2 separate regions of the Homo sapiens genome follow, and region 2 is linked to region 1. The links are chromatin loops, found by intact Hi-C in ENCODE. Cell type or tissue: mucosa of descending colon. All regions are shown on one strand. Each heading gives the region's core, and the rest is flanking DNA. Links, peaks and the distances in the headings are about the cores only. Region 1 overlaps LOC107987064 (a long non-coding RNA gene). Region 2 has its middle 110 kb from the start of ALDH1B1.

The links. Peaks named below come from ENCODE experiments on the same cell type or tissue, not always from the same donor. Only the 100,000 strongest peaks of a DNase experiment are listed, where the experiment ranks them.
Region 2: it touches region 1 in a loop (3-fold over the local background); 8 of 110 quality-filtered maps call a loop at or near these places.

The regions. Positions count from the first base shown.
Region 1 is chr9:38,208,220-38,220,786 of GRCh38, reverse strand. The region is part of intron 1 of LOC107987064 (a long non-coding RNA gene); the gene reads left to right. Among named protein-coding and RNA genes, the nearest start is that of SHB, 150 kb to the right of the region's middle. RefSeq lists an enhancer at 6,020-6,900 and a silencer at 8,689-8,889. In mucosa of descending colon, for the core only: no CTCF peak of the experiment used is centred there; no DNase peak of the experiment used is centred there.
Region 2 is chr9:38,271,608-38,284,174 of GRCh38, reverse strand. No RefSeq gene overlaps it. Among named protein-coding and RNA genes, the nearest start is that of ALDH1B1, 110 kb to the left of the region's middle. In mucosa of descending colon, for the core only: no CTCF peak of the experiment used is centred there; DNase peaks (open chromatin) are centred at 5,554 and 6,410.

The DNA of each region.
Region 1 (12,567 bases), core at 1,481-9,480:
CAGCTACTCAGGAGGCTGAGGCAGGAGAATTGCTTGAACCTGGGAGGCGGAGGTTGCAGTAAGCTAAGATTGTGCCACTGTACTCCAGCCTGGGTGAAAGAGCGAGACTGCATCTCAAAAAACAAAAACCTATATGACAGACCCACAGCTAGTATCATACTGAATGGGGAAAACTGAAAGTCTTTCCTCTAAGATCAGGAACACAAGGATGACCACTTTCACCACTTTCATTCAACATAGTACTAGAAGTCCTAGCTAGAGCAGTCAAGAGAAAGAAATAGAGGACATACAAATTGGAAAGGAAGAAGTCAAATTATTCTTATTTGCAGATGTTATAATCTTATATTTGGAAAAACCTAAAGATTCTACCAAAAACTATTAGAACTGATAAACAAACTCTTGGAAGTAAAGTTGCAGGATACAAAATCAACATACAAAAAATCAGTAGTGTTTCTATATACCAATGGCAAAAAATCAGAAAAAGAAATCAAGAAAGTAATTTTATTTACAACAGCTACAAATAAAATTAAATACCTAGGAATTAACTTAACCAAAGAAGTGAAAGAACTCTACAATGAAAATTATAAAACATTGATGCAAGAAATTGAAGAAGACAAAAAAAAAAGGTAAAGATATTCCGTGTTCATGGATTGGAAGAATATTGCTAAAATGTTCATAATACTCAAAGCAATCTATAGATTTAATGCAATCCCTATCAAAATACCAATGACATTCTTCACAGAAATAGAAAAAACACTCTGAAAATTTATATAGAACCACAAAAGACCCAGAATAGCCAAAGCTATCCTAATCGAAAAGAACAAAACTGGAGGAATCACGTTATCTGATTTTAAATTATACTATAGAGCTATAGTAACCAAAATGTCATGGTACTGGCATAAAACAGACACATAGATCAGTGCGACAGAATAGAAAACCCAGAGATAAATCCATACATCTACAGTGAACTCATTTTTGACAAGGTGCTAAGAGCATACCTTGGAAAAAGGATAGTCTCTTCAGTAAATGGTGCTGGGAAAATTGGATATCCATATGCAAAAGAATAAAACTAGACCCCTGTCACACACCATATACAAAAATCAAGTCAAAGTGGATTAAAGACTTAAATCTAAGACCTCAAACTATGAAATTACTACAAGAAAACATTGGGGAAACTCTCCAGGACATTGGGCTGGGCAAACATTTCTTGAGTAAGAACCCATAAGCACAGGCAACCAATGCAAAATGGACAAATGGGATCACATTAAGTTAAATATCTTCTACACAGCAAAAGAAACAATCAACAAAGTAAATAGACAACCCATAGAATTGGAGAAAATATTTGCAAGCTACCCATCTGACAAATGATTAATAACCAGAATATAGGCCAGGCGCGGTGCCTCACGCCTATAATCCCAGCACTTTGGGAGGCTGAGGTGGGTAGATCACCTGAGGTCCGGGGTTTGAGACCAGCCTGGCCAACATAGTGAAAACTCATCTCTACTAAAAATACAAACAATTAGCTGGGCATGGTGGCGGGTACCTGTAATTCCAGCTACTTGGGAGGCTGAGGCAGGAGAATCGCTTGAACCTGGGAGGCAGAGGTTGCAGTGAGCTGAGATCATGCCATTGCACTCCAGCCTGGGCGACAAAAGTGAAACTCCATCTCAAAACAAAACAAAATAAAACAAAACACAAAACAAAACAAAACCAGAATATATATAAGGAGCTCAAACAACTCTATAGGAAAAAAATCTACTAATCTGATTAAAAATGGGCAAAAAACCTGAATAGACATTTCTCAAAAGAAAATATACAAATGGCAAACAGGCATATGCAAAGGTGCTCAGCATCATTGATCATCAGAGAAATGCAAATCAAAACTACAATGAGAAGTTAAAATAGTTTTTATTCAAAAGTTAGGCAGTAACAAATGCTGGTGAGGATGTGGAGAAAAAAGGACCCTCATACACTGCTGGTGGGAATGCAAATTAGTACAACCACCATAGAGAACAGTTTGGCAGTTTCTCAAAAAAAACAAAAGTAGAGCTACCGTATGATCTCGCAATTCCACTGCTGGGTATATACCCAAAAGAAAGGAAATCAGTATATCCGAGATAGCTGCACTCCCATATTTGTTACAGCACTATTCACAATAGCCAAGATTTGGAAGCAACCTAACTGTCCGTCAACAGATGATTGGATAAAGAAAATGTGATACATATACACAATGAAGTACTATTCAGCCGTAAGAAAGAGATCCTCTCGTTTGCAATGGCATGAATGGAACTGGAAGTCATTATGTTCAGTGAAATAAGTCAGACACAGAAAGACAAACTTCTCATGTTCTCACTTATTTTTGGGAGCTAAAAACTAAAATAACTGAACTCATGGAGAGAGAGAGTAGAAGAATGATTATTGGAGGTTAGAAAGGGTAGCAGAGGCAGGGAGGTAGTGGGGATAGATAATGTGTACAAAAAGATGGAAAGAATGAATAAAACCTTGTAGTTGCTAGCACAACAGGGTGACTATAGTCAAAAATAACTTACTTGTACATTTTAAAATAACTAAAAAACTATTGTTTTGTAACACAAAGGATAAATGCTTGAGGAGACGGATACCCCACTTTCCCTGATGTAATTGTTACGCATTGCAGGCCTATAGCAAAATATTTCATGTAACCCATAAATATATAGACCTATTATGTACTCACAAAAATTAAAAACGAAAACATTTTAAAAAGAACCTTACAATAGTAAATATTTCCATTTCCCCACTCTCAACATTTGTCTCGTTATGCATTTACTTTTACATGTTATAAATGCCATGTTGCATTGCAATTATTTTCATGTTAACGGTAAATTATCTTTAACAGAATTTCAAATAATATTTAAAAATCTTGTTTACCATGCAGTTACCATTTCTAATGTTTTTAATTACTTTCCATTAATTCATGATTCCATCTGGTGTCATTTTCCTTCTGTCTGACCAAGTTCCTTTAGTGTTTCTTATAGTGTGGTGTGCCAACTAAGAATTCCCTCAGTTTTTATGTATTTTTTAAAGTTCTTATTTTGCTCTTGCTTTTGAATGATCTTTTTGCTGAGATATAAACTCTAGGTTGACAGACTTTTCTCTCTTTCAGTCCTTCAGAGGTGTCATTCTTGTTTCTTTTCTTTTTCCTTTTTGTTTCTTCTTGTGGCTCCAGCTCCTGCTGCTTTTTAAAGTTTTCGTTTATCTTTTTTTTTTTTTTTTTTTTTTTTTTGAGACTGAGTCTCACTCTGTTGCCCATACTCAAGTGCAGTGGCTCCATCTTGGCTCACTGCAACCTCTATCTCCCAGGTTCAAGTGATGCTCCTGCCTCAGCCTCCCAAGTAGCTGAGATTACAGGTGCCTGCCACCATGCCCAGCTAATTTTTGTGTTTAGTAAAGACGGGGTTTCACCATGTTGGCCAGGCTGGTCTGAAACTCCTGACGTCAGGTGATCCACCTGCCTTGGCCTCCCAAAGTGCTGGGATTACAGGTGTGAGCCACCGCACCTGGCTTAAGTTTTTCTTTATCAAAAGGTTTGAGCTCTTAGATTATAACATGCCTTGATATCATTTTCTTCATGTTTCTTGTATTTGGGGCCCATTGGGCTTCTTCAATCTGTAGCTTCATATTCATCATTATTTGTAAAACACATTGTATAAATGTTCAATCTTTTAAAATGTATTACACTTGAAAACCAGCATATGGTCTATCCTAATGAACGTTCCATGGGTTCTTGAAAAAAAAAAATCAGTATTCTACATACAGTTCTTGGTGTCAAAGTGCCTTATAATGTTGTTCAGATCTTTATCCTTACTACTTTTGTTCTAACAGTTTTATCAATTACTGAGAGCATAAAAACCATAGTTGTAGGGCTAGGTGGTAGCTCACACCTGTAATCCCAGCACTTGAGAGGCCAAGGTAGGAGGATCACTTGAGCCCAGGAGTTTGAGACCAGCCTGGGCAATATAGTGAGACCCCATCTCTACAAAAAATGGCAAAATTAGCTGGGCATGGTGGCATGTGCCTGTAGTCCCAGCTACTCAGAAAGCTGATGCAAGAGGATTGCTTGAGCCCAGGAGTTACCAGGCTACAGTGAATTGTGATTGTGCCTCTGCACTCCAGCCTGGGCAACAGATTAAGACCCCGTCTCAAAAAACAAAAACAAAAATAGAAACTATGGTTGTGGATTTATCTATTCCTCCATTTATTTCTGTCAGTTTTTGCTTCATGTATTTTGAAGCTCTGTTATTACCCACATTCACATTTATTATTATATGTGTTAAAAATTTTATCATTCTTTTATTGTCCTCATGAACTGGACCCACTTTTTGTAATGAAGTGTGTTTATCTCTGATAATACTTCTTGTCTCAAAGTCTATGTTATCATCAGATAATATGGCCATTCCAGCTTTCTCATAATTAGTGCTTTTGCCTAATCTCTATCCTTTTACTTTTAACCTATGTCTTTGTGTTTTTAAGTATTGCTTGTAGACAGCAGAAAATTAGCTCTTATTCCTTTAACCAGTCTGATAATTCCTGCCATTTAATTGAAATGGTTAGTTCATTTACATTTAACATTACTTTAATACATTTAACATGACTTTAATGGCCATTTTGCTATGTGCTGTCTATTTGTCCTGTTCTTTTTTTCTGTTTTTCTTGTCTTTTTTGTGGTTAATTTTTTTTAGTATTCCATTTTAATTACTTTATTGGATTTTTCCTATTTCCAACATTTTATTTTGAAAAATTTCAAACGTACTAAAAAGTTGAAAAGTTTTACAACTTTTAAAATTTGTATACCCCGTACTTTCTTTGTAAACCTGCTTTCACTTAAAAAAAAAAAGTTGTATTCCCCATATACCCACCATTAACATTTTCTACACCTGTAGAAAAGACCTCAATTGGTCAACTCATCTTCCTTATTGGTGCCTTATATCTTTATTTAAACAGAGTAGAGGCAACTACATTTGAAGAGTTGCATTATAGAAATGTAATTCCTAGAACATGGGAAGTGAGAGTCTCATCTTTACATATTTATCAGGCCTTACTGTGAGAGGAAACAGGACCATCTGGACTGTGTCCAGAGGGAGTGACCAGGCACATATAGCAAGCGAACAGGACATACAGAAAGAAACATTTATAAATCATAGCCTTGCAGCCCCGTGGTGGTGGGGTAGGGGCAGGTGGCAAGCTGTTTGTGAGAGAATCCAGGCATCAGTGTTAAATGGATGCTCCAGGGAAACGAATGTTAGTTCTTCAGTAAAAGGAAGAACTAACAGGAAAAGGAACCATACATGAGCAAGACTTCCTTAGGAGAGAGTAAACTTCCCATCACTGGATGTATGCAAGCATTCTCTCATTCAACAGATGTTTATTGAGCCTTTTAGGTTCAGACATTGGGCTAGGCACTGCAGATAGAGTGGTGAACAAAACAGGCAGGGGTTCTTTGTCTTCATGGAGGAGGTTAGTATTAAACAATCCCACAGATAAATACATAACCATCAATGGTGATTTATGCTGGAGATTGGCTATGGCAGGAATTGGAGAGCAGGAGTAAATGCTTTCTGACTCTGAGACTCAGCAGTGTAGAATCACGGGAAGCACTACATAAGTGGTGGCTTTTATTATTATATTATCATTAACATTATCATTTGTTTTATTATTCATTCATTTCACATTTTCCGAGCACTCACCTTGGGCTGTGCAAGGAGATGAAGCTGCAAGGGATAGAAGCCTTGCCCTCCAAGTGGAAGGGCCATCCAAGGGCCATGATTAGAAACCAGGAGTCCCTGGAGGCACTGTCCGCCTAGGAAGCGGTAAAGGAAATCCGGGGGTGGGAGTGGGGACGGGGGGCGGGGGTGCTTCCTGGGACAGTGGGAGTGAGTTGGATCTTGAAGGAAGAGTGGGAGGAGACTTGAAGGATCGAAAGTGGGCAAACTGTTGGTATCAATTCCCCTCACACTCCCCTTCAGATCTCCAGGAAACCTGACAAATGCGAGGTGTCCCCTCCTCTCTCCAACCCCTTTCCCCTTCTCCTTCCTCTACCCCTTCCCACTTGGTGAGGGTTCAGCTCAGCTGGGCCCCTTAGCCAATTAACACTCTTTGCATCTGAAAAGCTCAAATCGGCTCCTCAGAGGTGTTAGAGATCAGAGTAATTAAGGTCTCTTTCTAATGCAAATCTAAACCAGAAATTGGATGTTTGTCTCCTTGGGAAATTAGGGTCCCCAGTTCTACCAGGAGCTAGTCAAACTCAGCAGGGGGAGGTGATGGCTTCAAGAAGCCAATTTATTTGGATGCTCTCCAGAAATATTTGATTCAATTAAATCAAACTGACTCCACATGGCAGTGAGAGTGATCTTTAAAGCAAAATCAGATCCCAACTCTCCCCTGGTCTTTGATTCACTCTAAATAAAGTCCAAGCCCCTCACCACAGTCTTGAGACCCAGCCTAATCGGCCCCTGCCTTTCCTCCAGCCTCATCTCAGGCCCCTTTATTAAGTGCTTGTCACACTTTGTGATTATTTTATTTACTGGCTGCCCTTCCCCACATCATTAAGTAAATACATCCCTGTTGTTGTTCACCCTGGAGCACAATATATAAAGTTGTCCAAGTGAAAAACAGCTCCATTGCAAATCAGCACTTGCAATTTGGAATGTGCCCTAGAGCCATTCAGAGGAGGACTTGTATTCAAAACCACCTCAACACCGTCTTTCCCTTCTCTGCCCTGTGGCACTAGCTGTCACTGACCTCTAGTTCTATCCTGGGTTCCCTTTTCTGGAGGATAACTGCTCATCTCTTTGAGATCCACCTCAGCTTCCTGAGTACTCTTCCTATATGGCTACTAAAAACTAGCCAAACATATTCTCACAAACACACCCTCCCAATGCAAAGGAAATTCCTCCAGACATAGAAACAGACAAAGAGAAATAGTGTTTAACTAAGTCATTTATTGTTCTTTTTCCTGTCTCCCCAGTTGGAATACATGCTTCAGGAAGGCAGGGACGTGTGTCTATCTTGGTTACCATCCTATCCACAATGCCCAGAGCAGTGCCTGACACTTGATGGATGTTCTAGAAATCTGTTTTAAATACATGGATTTTTCTGAAACTGCCTATGTATAAGCATGGTGTCAGCACTATGGGTGCAGAGGAGGACAAACCCAGATTCAGCCGTCAATAGCTCATAACCTAGTGGGGAGACCCCCTAGAGCCAATGACTCCTTTGTTGACTGAGCACTTGTGTCCCCCCTACAGTGGAGTCACACCATAAGTTCAAGACATAAGCAAATTCCACCATATGAGTTTGGGGGAAAGAAAAGCAGCAAGAAATGACCATCTTCCCAAGGTGGGCAATTCCACTCAGCAATTACACCCCAAAATGGGCACAAAGTGGGAGACATGAATTGAGGTCTCTCCATACAGAGGGGAAAGGCTGTGCAGACACAAGGGCATGAGGCCACATGCCAGGATAGGCATTGGAGAAAAGGAAAGGGAGAAGAGAGTAAGTCACAGTGGTAGTGATAACTAATAGCAGCTGCCATTTATTGAGTGGTTACTATGTGCTGGCTGAGTATCATGCTAAATGCTTTATGCACATGTACTGTGTGGTCCTCACAACTACCTGGAGTAGAAATACTCTTATTATCAAGAAGTTGATTGTAGCCACATTATGGAGGGCCTGCGGCATCATGTCAGAGAGACTCGAGTGTACTGATGGGGTCGGGGAGGAACAGGAAGTGTTTCAGATTTGGTTCTTAGATTTAGGCTGCAACAAAGGGATCTAAAAGCCCAACCTTCTGCACCAGGTGAATTCACCCTCAAGTCAGTCTAAACTGACATCCTCATGGGAGATTCTAGTGTCCAGGAAGGCCCAGAGACCAGGGATGGCTTGAGAGGTTGACTAGGCCAGCAGATGGTGCAGAGGAGATCAATTCACAGCCCTCTCTCTTGTCCCAGCCTCACGCACTCAGGCTCTCAGAGGAAGCTGGTTAGGGATCCTGGTCTGAGCCCTTAATATGCAGAGGGAAGACTGAGGCTTGGGAATGAGAAGGGACCCACCTAGGGTCAGTGGATGCATGAGGGAGCAGCACATGGAATAATTCTTCCAAAGTTCTGGTAGCAACTTTCTCTTTTTCTCCTAGTTCATTTTTCTCCAGTGACTCAGGAATTGCAGATCCGATGTCAATGTCGTCTTCCCCTACTCCTCCTTCTTCTCCCCACCTACCCCAGCAGGACAATCAAGGGTGAGAAGACAATGAATACTGAAATCTTTTGTCTCCCAAAAGGTCACAGTTCTGCAGACAGAAAAGCAGTCACCATTTCTCGGGAAGATGCTGTTTGCCTCAATAATGTTAGTCCCTTGGTTACGCTAGTCCCTTTTAACATAAAATAAAAAGAACAAGAACCAAGTTTCTCAGCTGTCAAAGCCTTGTCCCAAGTATCCCCTCATTGGACTCACACAGTAGCACTGAGAATGAGGCAGCACAATACTTGTCCTTCCAGTGCACGAAAAGGAAACTGAAGCATAGAGAAGGGAGGGGCTGTTCAAAGTCCTCCCTCATCCCAGGTTTTCATATGCCCAGGACGGTGACTTGCCATTATCCCAGACTGCCTCATTGAGTTTCTCAGCTCACTCTGACATAAAACCTAGCAGGGACACGGGTCCAGTCTTTCTGGGCAGCAGTGCTAACAAGATGTTCCAGGAGTTTTTACAGTGCTCATATATTTTAATCCTCTCCTGGAAGTCTAGCTTAATAAAATCATTTGAAAATAAGCAAAAACCAATGCAAAAGGATGCCTTCCCAACCCAGATACTTATTCTGGGAGAACTGTGAAAAATTGGATGCAACATAAATAGTCAACAATAGGGTGTCTCCATATGATGGGAAATCGAGCAGCCATTAAAAATGGTATTTGTGAATAATTTTCATGACATGGCAGAAATGCCATTAAGAAGTATAGCTTCAGGCCGGGCGTGTGGCTCATGCCTGTAATCCCAGCACTTTGGGAGGCCGAGGCAGGCGGATCACGAGGTCAGGAGATGGAGGCCATCCTGGCTAACACAGTGAAACCCCATCTCTACTAAAAATACAAAAACAAAATTAGCTGGGTGTGGTGATGGGCACCTGTAGTCCCAGCTACTCGGGAGGCTGAGGACGGAGAACAGTGTGAACCTGGGAGGTGGAGCTTGCAGTGAGCCAAGATTGCGCCACTGCGCTCCAGCCTGGGCGACAGAGTGAGAATCCGTCTAAAAAAAAAAAAAAAAAAAAAGTACAGCTTCATTCAAAAGTATAGAATATATGCATGCATAAAAGAAGACATGGAAGGAAAATTATGACAATGTTAGCAGTGGTCCCTCTGGTTGTTGGGGTAGTAGGCAAGCATAGCTTCTCTTTTCTGAACTCTTTACAAGTTTATTTATTCAACAACTGTCTATTATGTCTATTAAGCATTTTCCAAGGCCAGGCCCAGTGCCTGGCCTTGGGGATCTTATGGTGAACTGTGGAGGCCAATTATCTGCCATCTGGAGCCTGTGGCCCAGTAGGGGTGACAGAAAGTAACTAGGCAATCATAGATCCAAGGGATAAAAGCCATGAAGTGGCCAGTACAAGGTGGCATGGGGTGACATAGCAAAGATACATATCTCTGCTTTTATAATTGAGGAGTGTTAATCTTTAAAAGGCTAACCCGCCATAATGAAGATGTTTAAATATTTTAAAGAGCTCTGCAACAGCAGAGGCAGCTGGTAGGGGAAAGGCCTGTGCGGGGAGAAACCCCTGGCCAGCCCCTTCCTTTCTCTGTGTGGTGGGGACCAAGGATGGAGGACTAAGCATCCCTGCTTTATATTGCAACACCATTTTTGCAAGTATTCCTCAAGGGACAAGATTCATCCAGCCAGAAAGCAGTGGGATTTGCCTCCTAGCAGGGGCCAAGCTACACCTGACAGTATCCAGGGTCATTTTCTACCACCCAAGGGTACAGAGACAGGCCTCTAGTTAACCCCTGAGATGCTGGACTTCTCAATGCCTGTAACACTCTGGAAAGAGTTTACAAGTGAAGAAGTTCCTCACAGGAGGCAGATGCACACAGCAGCAGGGCCCTGAGGGTCCTGGAGGTATTCGCTCTGCCCCATCATCTCATCAGCTACCCATTCATAGATTATCTTGCTTTGGGGTAAGACATTGCCTTGCATCTCTTCCTAGTGGATGAGTCTTCTGGAAAGATAATATTCATTTTACATATGTTTTTGGAGTTCTTTTTTTTTTTTTTTTTTTAATCACATATCACTATAGCTCTTGCTACTCTCTATCAAAAGCTTGGGCCAAAATGAAATCATGTCATTCCTGTTTTCCAGCCCCTGTACTGGAAATTTACTCACACTGTACCTTCTCTCTGGAGTTCCTTTGCCCATCTCTTTGTGTCCAAATCCTACCACTTGGTCAAGGCCCAATTCAGATGCTCCCTCTTTTCAGGTCCTCCTTCATTTAATCATCAAGCATTATTGGTGTCAGGCACTGGGTTAGGCACTAAGAGTACATTTACATTAAAGCTGCCCTTGTCCTAAAGTAAATCAGTCTATAGGTGGGAAATATGGGTGATATAGTCTGGTTGTGTCTCCTTACCCAAATGTCATGTTAACTTACAGTCCCTGTGTTGGAGATGGGGCCTGGTGGGAGGCGACTGGATCACGGAAATGGATTTCTTATGAATTGTTTAGCAACAACTCCTATGTGCTCTCCTTGCAGTGAGTGAGTTCTTGTGAGATCTGGTTGCTTAAAAGTGTGTGGCACCCCCTCAACTCTGCTGCTTCTGCTTTCATCATGTGAAGTGCCTGCTCCCCCTTTGCCTTCTGACATGTTTGTAAGTTTCCTGAGGCCTTTCCAGGAGCCAAGCAGATGCCAGCATCATGCTTCCTGTACAGCCTGAAGAACCGTGAGCTAATTAAACGTCTTTTTTGTTTGTTTGTTCATTTGTTTTTGTGGCTGGAGTGCAGGGTGCGATCTTGGCTCACTGCAACCTCCACCTCCTGGGTTCAAGTGATTCTCTTCCCTCAGCCTCCCAAGTAGCTGGGACTACAGGCCCCACTACCATGCCTGGCTAATGTTTTGTATGTTTAGTAGAGATGGGGTTTCACCATGTTGGCCAGGCTGGTTTCGATCTCCTGACCTCAAGTGATTCACCTGCCTCAGCTTCCCAAAGTGCTAGGATTACAGGTGTGAGCCACCATGCCCAGCCTAAACTTCTTTTCTTTATAAATGACTCAGTCTCAGGTGTTTCTTTATAACCATGTGAGAATGGACTAATACAATGGGCAAAACTAAAAGGAAATGAACATACTTCATAATACCATGTCATATATGGTAACAATAGATTTATAGATATACATACAGATAGATATATAGATATAGATATATGGCATCCAAACATCTCAGAAAAGTGGGTATGAGTTACTTCAGGGGAGAGGAGAGTACATTGATACAATGCCTGAGCTGGGTTTTGACAGATGAGTAGGAATTTCCTAGGCAGACAAAGGAGAGGAGAATGGCATTCCAGGCAGAGGGCATACCAGGTGCAAAGGCATAGAAAGGTGAACCAGCATGATGCATTTGAAGAGCTACAAGTCATTTGGGGTCATTGCTAAGGTATAAAGTAAAAAGGGAGATATGGAGGCACCAAGAGAAAAGTAGCAGGGCCAAGATGGTGGAAGATTTCACCTGGATTTTATGCCTCAAGCCACAGGGGATCAGTGGACCAGTGCTGGAGTTTAAATAGAAGAATGAGGCATCAACTTCCGCCATGTAATAAGCAACCTCAATGTCAGTGGCTTAAAGCAACAATCAGCATTTATGGCTTATGCATCTGGGGTTGGCTGGGGCTTAGCTGATTTGGGCTGGGCCTTGCTGAAGTGACTTGGCTCTTCTCCATATATGTCTTGTCTTCCTCCTGGAACTGCTGGGCCAGCCTGGGCATGTCTTGCTCATGGCAATGACAGAGGCACAAGAGCACGGAAAGAAACATGCAAGGTGTCTTGAGGCCTGGGCTCAGAACTGGCACGTTGTCACTTCCACCTCATTCTGTCCACCAAACAAAGTCACATGACCCAGTCTAGATTCAAGAGGAGGGGAACCAGTGAGAGCTCCTGCCAAGTCATATGACAAAGTTCATGGCTATACGGAGGACTGGAGAGTCAGGTCCATCCATGCACTCTACCACAAGCCATGTGATCAGGTCTCTGCATTAGGTCACTAGGTAGCTATGTGGAGGGTGGATTACAGGGGATAAGGCAGTTTCAGAGATTCAGGCAGGAACTGAACAAATGCCCTAGGATCTCACAACCTGCTCTTTCTATCTATTCTATGTACTGGGATTTAGCCAGATTACACAAAAGGAAAGCTTATCTTTGGCCTTTTGTTCAATTCTAAGAACTCAGCCTGAGCACTTTGGTGCTTGCACCAGTGCATAAGAAGGCTTTGAAATAAACAGATATTCAATAAACTAGTGAACAAGAGTTTTCTTTATCTTGGAATAGACATCTCTG
Region 2 (12,567 bases), core at 2,736-10,735, 62 kb before region 1:
CTTAACTTTCCAGCACAGCTAGAGACCTGCTCGACACCACAGAAGGGCTGGGCCAAAACCAAGGACTGGGGGCAATGCCCTAAGTCTTGATGTTATCATACTGGAAGAACCCTTCAGTGCTTACTGTAAGTGCTAGGCTCCACTAGTCTGACTTTTGTTCACTTAAATGGACTCCGTTTAGCAATGTAAGGTCACACTGTTACCCTGTTTACAATACTAGATAATGCATTTAGGATAAAATTGAATCCTGAAGCTTAGACTTAACAGGCAAAACAGAACAAATTTGACTGTTCAGAAAGTTTCAGTGAAGAGCTGTCAGACACAGGCACTGAGGCATGAGATTTCCTCAAATGACAACCCTAAACATCCTTCCAGCTACATTTGAAAAGTATTTTTTCTGCCAAACAATGAACATTTAAAGTAAGAAACCTACTCATCATCTCCCTCCCAATGTAATACTCACCATTTAAAAAATAAGAGCAAGACTTAGGTATTGTTAATAATTCAACCTTGAAACAAAATAATTGCCTATTGTTCCTCTTGAAGTTTCTGGATCCATTTAATTGGTGAATATTCTGAGATAGTAAGGTAAAGTGCTTTGAAAATATGTTACCATTTGCCACTACTTTTCAGGGTGGATCAGGATTTTAATAATGTAGAAAAACCAAATCAAAATACTGAAATAAATTGGATATTGATGCTGACACTGAATTGCAACTATTATTTATAATGTCCAACTTCAAATTATTTGGGTTATTGAAATAGTCTCATTATTCTCATTGGTTGACTTTATAATCAGTAGTGCTTATAAATTTGAACTGAAACATAAATTTATAATAATGTCACTCTTGTCAGTTTTATGTAATGGATTTCTACCTATAAATGTGTTTGAATATTACTTATGAAATGATTGGAAACTGCTGACCTAGTCCAACCCAGTCATGGTACAATCGGGAAACAGACCCCAGAGAGGGATGGGGTCTTTTTCAAGGCCACAGAGAGAGTCAGCGGCAGGATTGGACTTAGAGGCTGGATCCCTGACCTCCAGGCCAGGGCTTGGAACAAAATGGGCTGTAAAAAGGCCTTTGGGACTCTGCCCCAACACTGGCACCTGCCTCTGCCTTGCGCAGCCCTCTTCTGTTTCAGTGGGACCCTTGTGCTCTCCCTCCCTCTCCCATCCCTCTCTCTCCACACAGTGACCAAGTTCTTTCCTTCAAAATCCCCGGGCAGATCAGAACGCCAGTCTGAACCCCTTCTCCCTGGAGCCACCAAGTCACAAGGAAGAGCCTGATGCCCCCCTGTTGGGGGAAGGGATGTCTGAGCCAGAGGTGCCAGCCCCCAGCCCCACTTCTGCTCTGTGTGGTAAGTGCTTGAGCACACAGTGGTGTGACACCACACCACGTGCCTGGCTATACTGACTGTGGACTAGGGAGATTGTGAGAATTTAGGGAATCCATCCATGTAAGGCATAGAGAAAGTCGTCAATGGCTGTTAGCCATTATGATCTGTTTTATAATAAAGGATTGATGTAAGCCATCATTTTTTAAAAGCATTTGGCTGCTAAGGAAGTAGAGCAAAAAAATGGCTTAGAAGATAAATGTAGGGCACTTACAGTTCTTTCTCTGCTCTGCCTTCAGCCTTATCCACCCTCCTTCCTATGCCTCATGTGCCAGTGCAGTGGTCTTCTCACTGCCCCTCAGAGTGTGTACCACTTTCTCAGGCCCCCATGCCTTTGCTCAAGCTGCTCCTTCTGCCTGGAAGACCTCTGCTCTCCTCCTGAGGCCTCTGTGTTACGCCCCCTCTTCCCAGAAGCCGTGGCAGGATCCCTCAGTAGCGGCAACTCCAGAATTTCCACAGGAGGGCTTAAGGTCAGTGCCATATTGAAAAGAGCAGGAAGCTTGGTCCTGGGAGACTTGTCTGGAAGCTGTGTTTGCACAACTCACTCACTGGGTTTGCTTAGATTGTGCGTTTATTTGGGGTGGCTTCGTGGGGCTGATGGAGATCACAGGGAACTCAGGCACCTCGCCGCCGCGTTAGAATGAAGCTCTGCTCCTTCTGTATGCACTCGGCGCGTGGCTTGCGCTGTTCTTGTGGCAGAGCTGGTGTTTGGTCCCTAGTGCTTCCTTGCCTGCCCTCTGCCCTCTGCTCAGCCTCTGCCCCCACCAGCCACAAGGCAAGACTAGTTCATAAGCCCCCTCAGAACAGTCACCAGCACCCAGATCCTCTGAACTCATGCCGCCAACTCCCCAGCTCATTTCACAGGAGGGAAAACTGAGACCAACTAACATTAAGGCCCGTGCTTCAGCTACAAAATAGGTGCTTGCAAACACCTTATGTTTGGAGCCAGGAGAAGGGATGTGCCATGGGATCAGAAGTCAATAACAGTTGGATTAATAAATCAAGCAGTAGATAGTGAAATAAAACAAAGTCCAGAACCTATTGAACTAATCAATAACACCTGATTGCCTGCTACAAGCTGAAAATACCAGCCACTGATTACCAAACCCTCAAGCCACTAGACAATTATCATTGTATGCAGTGGCTTTCAAACTCTACCATGTATCCGGCACCTGGGGGCTACAGAATACCCAGAGTGCTGGGCTCCACCACCAGAGTTTCTGATCAGCACATCTGGAGAGGGGCTCAAGAATTTGCATTTCTAACAAGTTCCCAGGTGCTCGTGATACTGCTGGCCCCAGGGAACAGACTCTGAGAACCACTGATCCAATGTTTTATCTTCTCCAACCCCGAAGACTACTGGGTGGCCCAGGTGGCTGCTACAGTGGGACTTGGGATTTCACCTGTAAACCAGAAGTGTAATGATCTCCCCCCAGCCTCACATCCCCAGTGCCGATGGTCCCCACTTAAAACAGGTCGAGCCAGCCTTCCTTTCACTCCAGATCCTGGCCCTTACTGCATGATATTGAAATGGACCATTTAGCATCTTTCTCCCCCTAGTTTCTCCCCTGGCCTAGGAGTTCCTTTCAGGTGGGGACTGCCTCATTCATCTCAGGATTCCCACAGCCTGGAATAGGGCCTGAGACTGAGGTCTCATTGGACATTCCTTGAGATTTGCGGTCATTGAGGCTGGCAGAGGGGAAGGGATGTCCCCACACTCATGCCGGCGGTTAGTGATGGAGCTGGGCCAGAACTTGTCCCCTCCTCTGAGCCCAATCACCAGGTGCCCCCAGGTGTGGCTTGTTCTTTGGTTATTTCTTCCTTTTCACGCACTCTGAGAAGAGGTTTCCTAGCCATGCAGCTTCCTATCCACGTCTTTTGCTTTTCACTTTTCTCAGCTAGAATGGTCAAAGTAGGCACCCAACCCCCTCCCAGCCCCTCTTCTACCCACCCTCGCCTTAGGGAGCACAGCCAGACTTTCCCACTCCCCAGGCTTTGTACCTGCTCATTTTTCCTCCCAGGTTGAGCTCAACCATTCTTGACCAGGCAGTTTCTTCCACCTTAAAGCCCAGATCGAATGTCGTCTTCCTGCTACCCCTAGACTATCTGATGCAGAAGCAGTTCCTCCTTTTCTGGGCACTGTCAGGCTTTTGCCCAAAATGTGTCCCCAGTACCTAGGACAGGGCCTGATGGGGATGTGGGTGATTGTGGTGAAGCTATGGAAAGGACCCTGGAGATGAAGCGCAACTCCTCATCCCACAGGTAGATGGGAAGAGATGTACCCACACTCGTGCAGGTGGTCATCCAGATGCAGAGGGAGCTGCAGGAGTTCAGGCAGGAGTGACAGACAGACCCAGGAAGAAACCTGGGAAGAAGGGAGTCTCAGGGGGTTGGGCTTCCTCTTAACCTTATACGATCCAGTACCTGCCTGTGGTGACACTGGGAAGGTAGGAGGGAGCCCGCACCTACAGAGGCCACCTTCCCAGACTCTGGTACCCAGCCCATTGATTAGCCATTGTGATAAAGAAGTCCTCTAAATTGGGATGTCCCATCAGACCTGAGTTGTGAAGACTCTGATCAATTCACTCTTCCCTGCTTCCCTAATATAATCTAGACTCTCCAGCTTCTCTACCTCCCCACCTTGGCTGAGACCTCTCCCTTCTGGAAGCCCTCATGGACCTCTGCCTTCACTTCCTGAGGCTCTCAACACTTTCTGCCTCAGTTACTAATATAATGAGACAGAAATAATACAAGGTGGTCATAGGAGAAAATTCCAGGCAGCAGTTTCACACACACACACACACACACACACACACACACACACACACACACACACCCCTGTTGAAATAGCTGTATAACAAAAAGGAAACTGTTGAAATAGCTGCAGAAGCTTGGGCCAATAAGACCCTGAAAACCAGGATGTGGCCAAGCTGGTTAAGAACGACTCAACCCAACATGGTGCTGGATTTGACCTCAGTTTCACCAATGACCTCGTTATATGCTCATTAACATAATCACACACCCACCAGTGCCATAACAGTTCTGGAACACCCATATTTAGCGTAAAAATGGGTGGCACCACATTTCCAAAAAGTCCTCACCTTTTCCCAGAAATCTTCATGGATACTCCACCCGTTGGTTAAAGAAACCCATAAAGTTAGAAACCACAACCCCCCTTAAGTGACTCTCTCTGAACACACCCTCACTCCCCTTTCTTGAGTGTATGCTTTTGCTTTGCAATAAATCTCTGTACTTTCACTATATTCTGACTGAGCCTTGAATTCCTTCTCTTGACAGTGTCTGGAGGCCAGGGTCGTGAACCAAGGTTCTAGATCAGGCCTCACTTTCTTCATCTTCGGGATGAGGAGTTCGGCTTCATCTCCAGAGTCCTCTCCATAGCTTCACCACAATCACTGAGCCCTAATCAGGCCAGTCCCAGGTGCTAGGGACACAGAAGGAGTCCCTGTAACAAGATTCATGTGCAAGTGATTTATCAAGAAGGTGCCTCCCAGGGAAACCAGTAAGGGAGTGGAAGCAGGAGAGGGAGGGAAGAAGCCAAGCAAGGGAGTCCCACAGAGGGTAGCTTCGGGCCGACACACACAGCACTCTGCAGTGTAAGTTAAGCCTCAGGATGTCCTGTGCCAGGATCAGGGAGTGAGGCATCACAGTCCCACACCTGCCAGCCATTAGCTGAGGGAAAGTTTAATTCCCAGGTACTTCAGTCTGTCTGCGTTTACTGGAAAAGTTTCCAGTAGCCTGGGCAGGTGGCTGAAGGAGTCACAGGTGTGTAGCCCATTGAGAGCAAAACCACACAGCAGGCAGGGGAGTCCACAGAGCCAGCAAAAGACATGTGAGGGGTGTGGGTGGAGCCCCTACAGTGCCCATCTTTGAGACAAGCACCATCCCTGTGTTCAAGGAGCTCACAGAGGAGAAATGGGTATGCAAACAGGCTAATTCAGTTTCACCTGCGATCTTGGGTATTACTTGTCCTCACCTTTCTGAAGATCACCTTTGCAAGATCACTTGCAAAACAGGAAGTTATAAACAGGAGATTGAAGTGTGTATTGCACTGGGAGGGAAAGAGGGAGGGGCTGAACTGGCATTATCAAACCTGATTTGCATCTCCCTCCCACTCCCTGCCCCAAGTGCAGGCTGCCGTGGCAAAGACAGCCGAGATGGTTAGGACACCTCAGGAATCACAGGGCCCTGGCTCCCCACAGACTAATTGCAAGGCCAGGATATCAAAAGGGACTGATCTTCCCAGGGATGCGGGCATGTTTTCATAATTCTGACAACCTCCTTTCATCCTCCATCTCTGACATCGACAGAGACATTAATCAAGTCATTTCCTGTGCAAATCCACACTCCCATCTTCAGTTCTCAGGGCCCAGGAGGTGAGGATGGGGGAGGAACAGGGGCTCAGGCCCTGAGAGGGCTGTCTCTGGGTGACAAAACTGAGACTCTGTGAAGAGGGGGCCCTGTTTTACCAGGTGATGTTGGAATGCAAGCCAAATACTTGTGGGAAGTTCAGGCACTGCCAGAGCCAACAAAAGGGGGTTGTTTCCAAGCCATGGTTCCCAAACTCTGTTCCTCCAAGCCCTCCATTGCAAGAAGGGACCATCAAGGTCACCAGGAGGGAAGGAACAAGAAACTCTGTCCCCGTACTTCAACACATGGCATTCCATGAGAGGCCACTGGAAAAGGCATTTGCAACTGGAAGAACCCCAGGTGCACTGATCTGGTGAAGCCACTCCTCTTAAGGCTGCGAAGCCTGGGAGGGGGCTTGGGGAGGAGGGAGGGGAGAGCTCCAGCAAGTTGAGATGGAGCCCGGCCTGGACCCACAGCTCCAGGTTCTTGGTTTATTCCCATCCGCTTATCCCTACCTCCAACAGAATCTGAAATTCAGTGCATGAGGCCTGAAAGGGACCCGAGAGGTGATTCCGTGGAAATTTCCTCCTTCCATCAGATGCCTGGGTGCTCTCACAGCATCAGTGACAAATCCAGCCTTAGCTTGGACACGCCCAGCGATTGCATGCTCACTGCTTCCTGTGTCCCTCCCTTCTGTCTTTGTATAGCTCTGTATAAAAGTCTTCCTCCATTGCTGCCTGAACTGCCCATGGCTCAACTTTCTCACTGTGCCTCTGGGGCTATGTGGAGAGACTCTGTCTCTCTCTCATAGAATAGAGCCCTTTAGGTAGAAACAGTAGTAACTACAACCGTAATAGTACCCTACTCCTTAAAAAGAATTTCTATTAGCCCTCCCATTCAACTTCTACCTTAGGGACGCTTCATAGTAACAGCAAAGATGTTTTACTGCTTTGCTATTCACATAGTATTTTCACCTTCACTGTGCCTCATTTCTCACAAGAACCCCGTCCAATATGCACAGTAGGGATCCTATCTGTCCATTTGTCAGCAGTGGCCAACAGAAGGGCTGGGATTTGTCAAGATTCAGCACAGATGGACCCCAAAGTTCCCATTTTCCTGAGTCGAGGCATTGGATGCTGCACCCCCATGGCAACGGGGCCCTTGTTCTCTCATCTAGCAGGTGTCGCCGGTGCTTCCCTCGAGGGCCCATCCAACTTTGCAATCCCCCTAATTGGGGTGACATTGAAACGTGTGTTTGGCTCCTGTGGTTGTGATATTTAAATCATCTCAGTCTCACATGGGAGGGTGGGGAGGTGGCTGCACGGCTCTGAGCCCCGGAAGAAACCCTGAGTCTGTGAGTATCCGTTCCCCCTCCTCAGCCTGGCTGCCTGCAGTCATGTGGGCCCTAATGGTTAAATTCCACATGGGGGTCTGACCTGCAGATGCAGGGCAGCTCTGGCCGGCAGAAAGCAGCTGAGTGCCACTTACTCATAATGCCAGCTGATTCATTTTTCATTCACTCGGCCAGTTGGTGGATGAATTAAGTGATGCAGCCGGAATTAGCAGCTACAGGCTTCACTTTGCCAGCATTAACATCTCCAGTTTTAAGCTCCTTTAGATAGACACGGTGAGGGAGAGGAGGAACATTGGGTTGGGACTTAAGGTGAACTGGGTTCAAATCCCAGTTCTGCTACAACAGTTTGGTTGTATTGCTTTGGGCAAGTCCCTTCCCTGTCCTGGGCTTCATTTTGCTGGTCTTTACCATGAAGGGATTTGCATCTGGAGATTTCAAAGGGGGACTTTTCAGGATGCCACTCTTCACAGCCTTGTTCATGAACCAGTTAGCTAAACGGCAAGGACAGACAAGAGGTTGCAAACTGATGGCCCACGGCTTGGATTTGTCCCATGGATGTGCTTTATTGAAGAAGCATACTGTTATGCAAGGGTATATTTTTATTTTGAAAGTGTTGGCCGGGCGTGGTGGCTCACGCCTGTTATCCTAGCACTTTGGAAAGCCAAGGAAGGTGAATCACTTGAGGTCAGGAGATCGAGACTAGGCTAGCCAACATGGGGAAACCCTGTCTCTATTAAAAATACAAAAATTAGTTGGGCATGGTGGTGGGCACTTGTTATCCCAACTGCTTGGGAGGCTGAGGCAGGAGAATCGCTTGAACTCGGGAGGCGGAGGTTGCAGTGAGCCGAGATTGCACTGCTTCGCTCCAGCCTGGGCGACAGAGTGAGACTGTGTCTCAAAAAAAAAAAAAAAAAAAAAAAAAGTGTTTGATGGGAAATGCACATCCCAGTTTGGCCCATTCCCCAACATCTCCTATTTTCCTACACCTGGCACCTTTTGGTCACTCACGTTACTCTATCGGGCATCTGATGACATTTGAGTTTGCAACCCTCAGGTCAGTGGAATCACTTTCTATATACAGAATAGTAAGAGTGAAGACAGCAATTCCCACATTGTTTTATGGTTCCAGTTTAACCAAACCAGTTTCTATCCACTGAAGTGTTTGGCTTAATGCTAGGTCTCTACACAGTTTCACAACATCTCAATTTCCTTATTTTCTATCCACATAGGATTGTGGTAAGATTCAAGTTGGTCATATACAGTGGGGATTAAATTTATTATTCTAAAAGCTGCTTGCCAGAGTCATTGCATTTTAGAGATGAACGCTAAATTCACCTTAGTGGACGATTGCTTTGTTTGGGAAAACACACTATTAGACCTTTGTTATCTAAAAGCAAGGCCCAGGACTTGGTTTTAAGGAGTGAGAGGCAGTGGTGGAGGTTGTGATGGACGGATAAGAACAGTAATGCTTCAAATAATATAGTGAGATTCAGCCTTACTTGGGTAGAGAGTTTATGAAGTTAACTGATTCCAGATTTCTTGAGAGCTCAAAAACAAGATTGGGGGGGAACTTGAGACACAGGAAAGAGGACACAGGCAAAGGATCTTGTCCCCAAGCAGGAGTGAACTTGAGCAGCATGGATCAAGGTGACTCCCCAGCAGGGTACAGCTTCTTTGACTGTAATACTCATTTTTTAAACTAAAAATGTTGACAAATGTCAACACACTAGAATGGGAGTTGACAAACTATGGCCTGTGAACTCAGCCCACTGCCCATTTTTGTATGGCCTGAAAGCTAAGAATGATTTTTATATTTTTAAGCATTTAAAAAACTCAAAAGAAGAATATTTTGTAACATGTGAAAATGATGTAAATTCAAATGTCAGTGTCCATAAATAGAGTCTTATTGGAACACAGCCATACTCATTTGTTTATGTTTTGTCTGCAACTGCTTTCATACCGTGACAGAATTGAGTAGTTGCAATAGAGACTGTGTGACTGCGTGTGGGGCTCCACAGTGTACAATCACTGGAGTAAGTGGGCATAGATCCCTTGGAGGAGAAATGGCGGAGTCATCACAGTATATACTTGCTGTGGTGTTTTGGAATCCTTTTCCCTAGGGACTAGCCTCCTCCTGGGTCAATGGACTCTGGATATGAAAACTGGCTCATGCCTATGAACCGAGTGAGTAAGCATGCCCTCTTACTAGGGGGCCATCCTTAGCCTCCTGCTCCTTTATTCATGTGTTCTTCCTACAGGAGATGTTAAGCAGCACCTTTGTGGGCTGCCCGTGTATTTTACTGCTAAGTACACTCTCTTAGTCAGCTTGGGCTGTGTATTCATCTTCAGAGAGACAGAACCTATAGGATATATGAAAAGGGATTTATTAGGGAGAATTGGCTCACATGATTACAGAGGTGAGAAAGTCCCTTGATGGGCCATCAGCAAGCTGGAGAACCAGAAATGCTGGTAGCATGGCTCAGGACAAGTCTAGAAGCCTCAGAACCAGGGAAGCCCATGATGCAGCCCCAGTTCGAGGCCAAAGGCCAGACAGTCCCCTGGAGGATGCTGGTGCAAGTCCCAGAGTCTAAAAGCCAAAGAATCTGGAGTCTGATGTCCAGGGGCTGGAAGAGGAAAGAGAGCTCATTAGGTTTAAAGTCATGAGGATGGAGCCCCCATAATGGGATTGGTGCCTTTATAAGAAGAGGAAGAGACCAGAGCTCACTGTCTTTCTGCCATGTAAGGATACATCAAGAATGCAGCCATCTGCAAGCCAGGAAGAGGGCCTTCTCCAGGAATAGAATCAGCCAGCACCTTGATCTTGGACTTCCCAGTCCAAGAGTCTCTCCAGAAGGGAGAGAGAGAGAATCCCTCTTCTTCTGCCTGAATGTCCAAGTCAGGCCCCCAGCTGACTAGAGAGTGTCCACCCATATTAAGGGTGGGTCTTCCTCTGTCAGTCCACTGCCTCACACTTCAGTCTCCTCTGGAAGCACCCTCACAGACACACCCAGAAACAATGCTTCACCAGCCATCTGGGTATCCGTCAATCCAGTCAAGTTGACACCTAAAATTAATCATAGGTTGCAATGACAAAATACCATCGATTGGGTGGCTTAAACAACAGACACTTACTTCTCACAGTTCTGGATGCTGGGAAGTCCAAGATCAAGGTGCTGGCTGATTCTATTCCTGGAGAAGGCCCTCTTCCTGGCTTGCAGATGGCTGCATTCTTGATGTATCCTTACATGGCAGAAAGACAGTGAGCTCTGGTCTCTTCCTCTTCTTATAAAGGCACCAATCCCATTATGGGGGCTCCATCCTCATGACTTTGAACCTAATGAGCTCTCAAAGGTCTCAGCTCTCAACACCATCACACTGAGGGTTAGGGTTTCAACAAAAGAATATGGTAGGGGGAACACACATCCCGTCCATAATAGACCCTATGTTCTATTTACACTGCTACAACTTCCTGTGGTGGGAAGCTCCAGTCTGGCTGGTTGTTACCATATTGCCTGCATCACCACCCCACAAGTGCTACCACCTGGCCTCTCTATTACTTCAAGGCCTATGATGTTCATGGCTGTCTACAAACCCAGCTCTGTGACTGCCTGTCCTCCTGTCAACCCTGGTTGGCAGAGGACAGCCACCACTTAGGGGTGTGGATGCTCCAGTCACCAGAAAAAACCTGATGGTTTGGTGAATGTCAAGTCCTTGGGGCATCCCATGGAACATAATCTTCGGGTGGATCTTCCGGCCTCATATAAGATATCGACTCCAGCATGCTCACCTCCCTGAGCCTCTGAACCCTCCTTCTACCACCTGCCAAGGTAACTCCAGCATCTTCACCTTGCTCAGGTTGTCCATCAGCATTGCCAGTCTTCTTCTAAGAGCCACCCTAGCAATGAATTTGCCTCTAACCCTGGAGTCCTTGCTGGGGTGTTAAGTCTCAGTGTCCCAAAAAAGTGCCCCCAGGTCAACAAATTATCTCTTATTTAGTCACATGTTCCAGCCTCCTGGTCAAGCACCCCCAAAATCCAATCCCAGGGCTACTCTCCTGGCTTCTCATGCTACATGCTAGCTAATTCTCACACCTCCTTTGAGGTGTAATCTCTTTCCTCCCTTATCAGACTCAGCACGTCCCAAGCCAAGTTCTAGGATTTAATCCTGGTTAGCAGCCTGACAAAGGGGGAGCAGCTCCTGAGGACAGGGCTCCTGCTTCCTTGAGGAGAGAGGGGTTGGTGTGGGGGGTGCAAGGTTTCTGCAGTGTCTTCCTACAAGGAGGAAATGCAAGCTCCTACTACAGAAAGGTGGGCCACCTCTGGAAATGCTGGCAGTTCAGGAGGGGTCTACAGACCCTGCAGATTCTTGCAGACATCTCCCAGAGGTCCCCACTCATGTTTCAAGATTTTATGTTTCCCTAACCAGGACCTACCTTAGCTTAATAGACCTGTCTTCCCTGGACATCTAAACATCTATGGCCCTCAGCAACTCTATCAAGTCCCGAGTCTGGTTTTATGGCAAAGGTAATGATTTCTTTGTGCTCTACCAAAGGGGCAGCTCAGGCTCTCACATTCAGCCTTTAACGGTTTGTTAAATGCCCTGAATTTCTCACTATCCCTCTGCAGGGTGTCACACCTTTGTCAAACCCAGCCAAATCCACAGTTCTTGTTGGCCTTGTTCCCTCTATTCCTTCAAGTATGTGTACTATTGTACCATCCAGGGTGTTATTCTCCACTGGGACATTTTCCCAAGTCACCACTTGTGAAATTTTCAGCAGTTGGGCCACCACCTTGTGCCAAGGACTATCAATGTCCCACATTCCACGTGTCCCACTTGGGATGGAAGCCTCCTTAACACAGCCAGTCAGTGAGGAAGTGGGGCCCCAAAGCCCATCATTCTACTGCCTGCTCTCTGACACTCTACTTCTGCTAGGGTGGGGCCTCCAAGATGCAGGCACCAGGATAGGGTCCAATGTGCAAGAGATGTATTAGGAGAAACACCTGTGAAGGAGAAAGGGTGCTGGAGTAGGAGTAGGTGGGGAGAGCCTTCAGACAATGATGCAGGTCTGACACCTGTGGAAGGAGAATGGGAAGGAAAGATTGTCAGGAAGGAAGAGTATCAGATACCATGCAACTCGAGAAAGGTCTTGGCCAGGGAAAGTTACCAAAGACAGGTAGCCTGTTAGAGGAATTGTGTAGTAGGCAGGAAGGAGCCAGCACCTGTATCCCTCTGTGCTGAGTCTTTAGCTGGGAGCAGTCCTGGGAAGCATGGCCTTGGGGTGAATGCTATGATAGATTCAACTGTCAGTCAACTCCACCCTGTCACAGGCTCTCTTAAAGGGACCAACACGCCCACCACAATATCTCCATTGGTTTGTCCCACCTTTCATGCAACGTCATTAAAATTAATAGCTTACTGATGGCTGGGCTCGGTGGCTCATGCCTGTA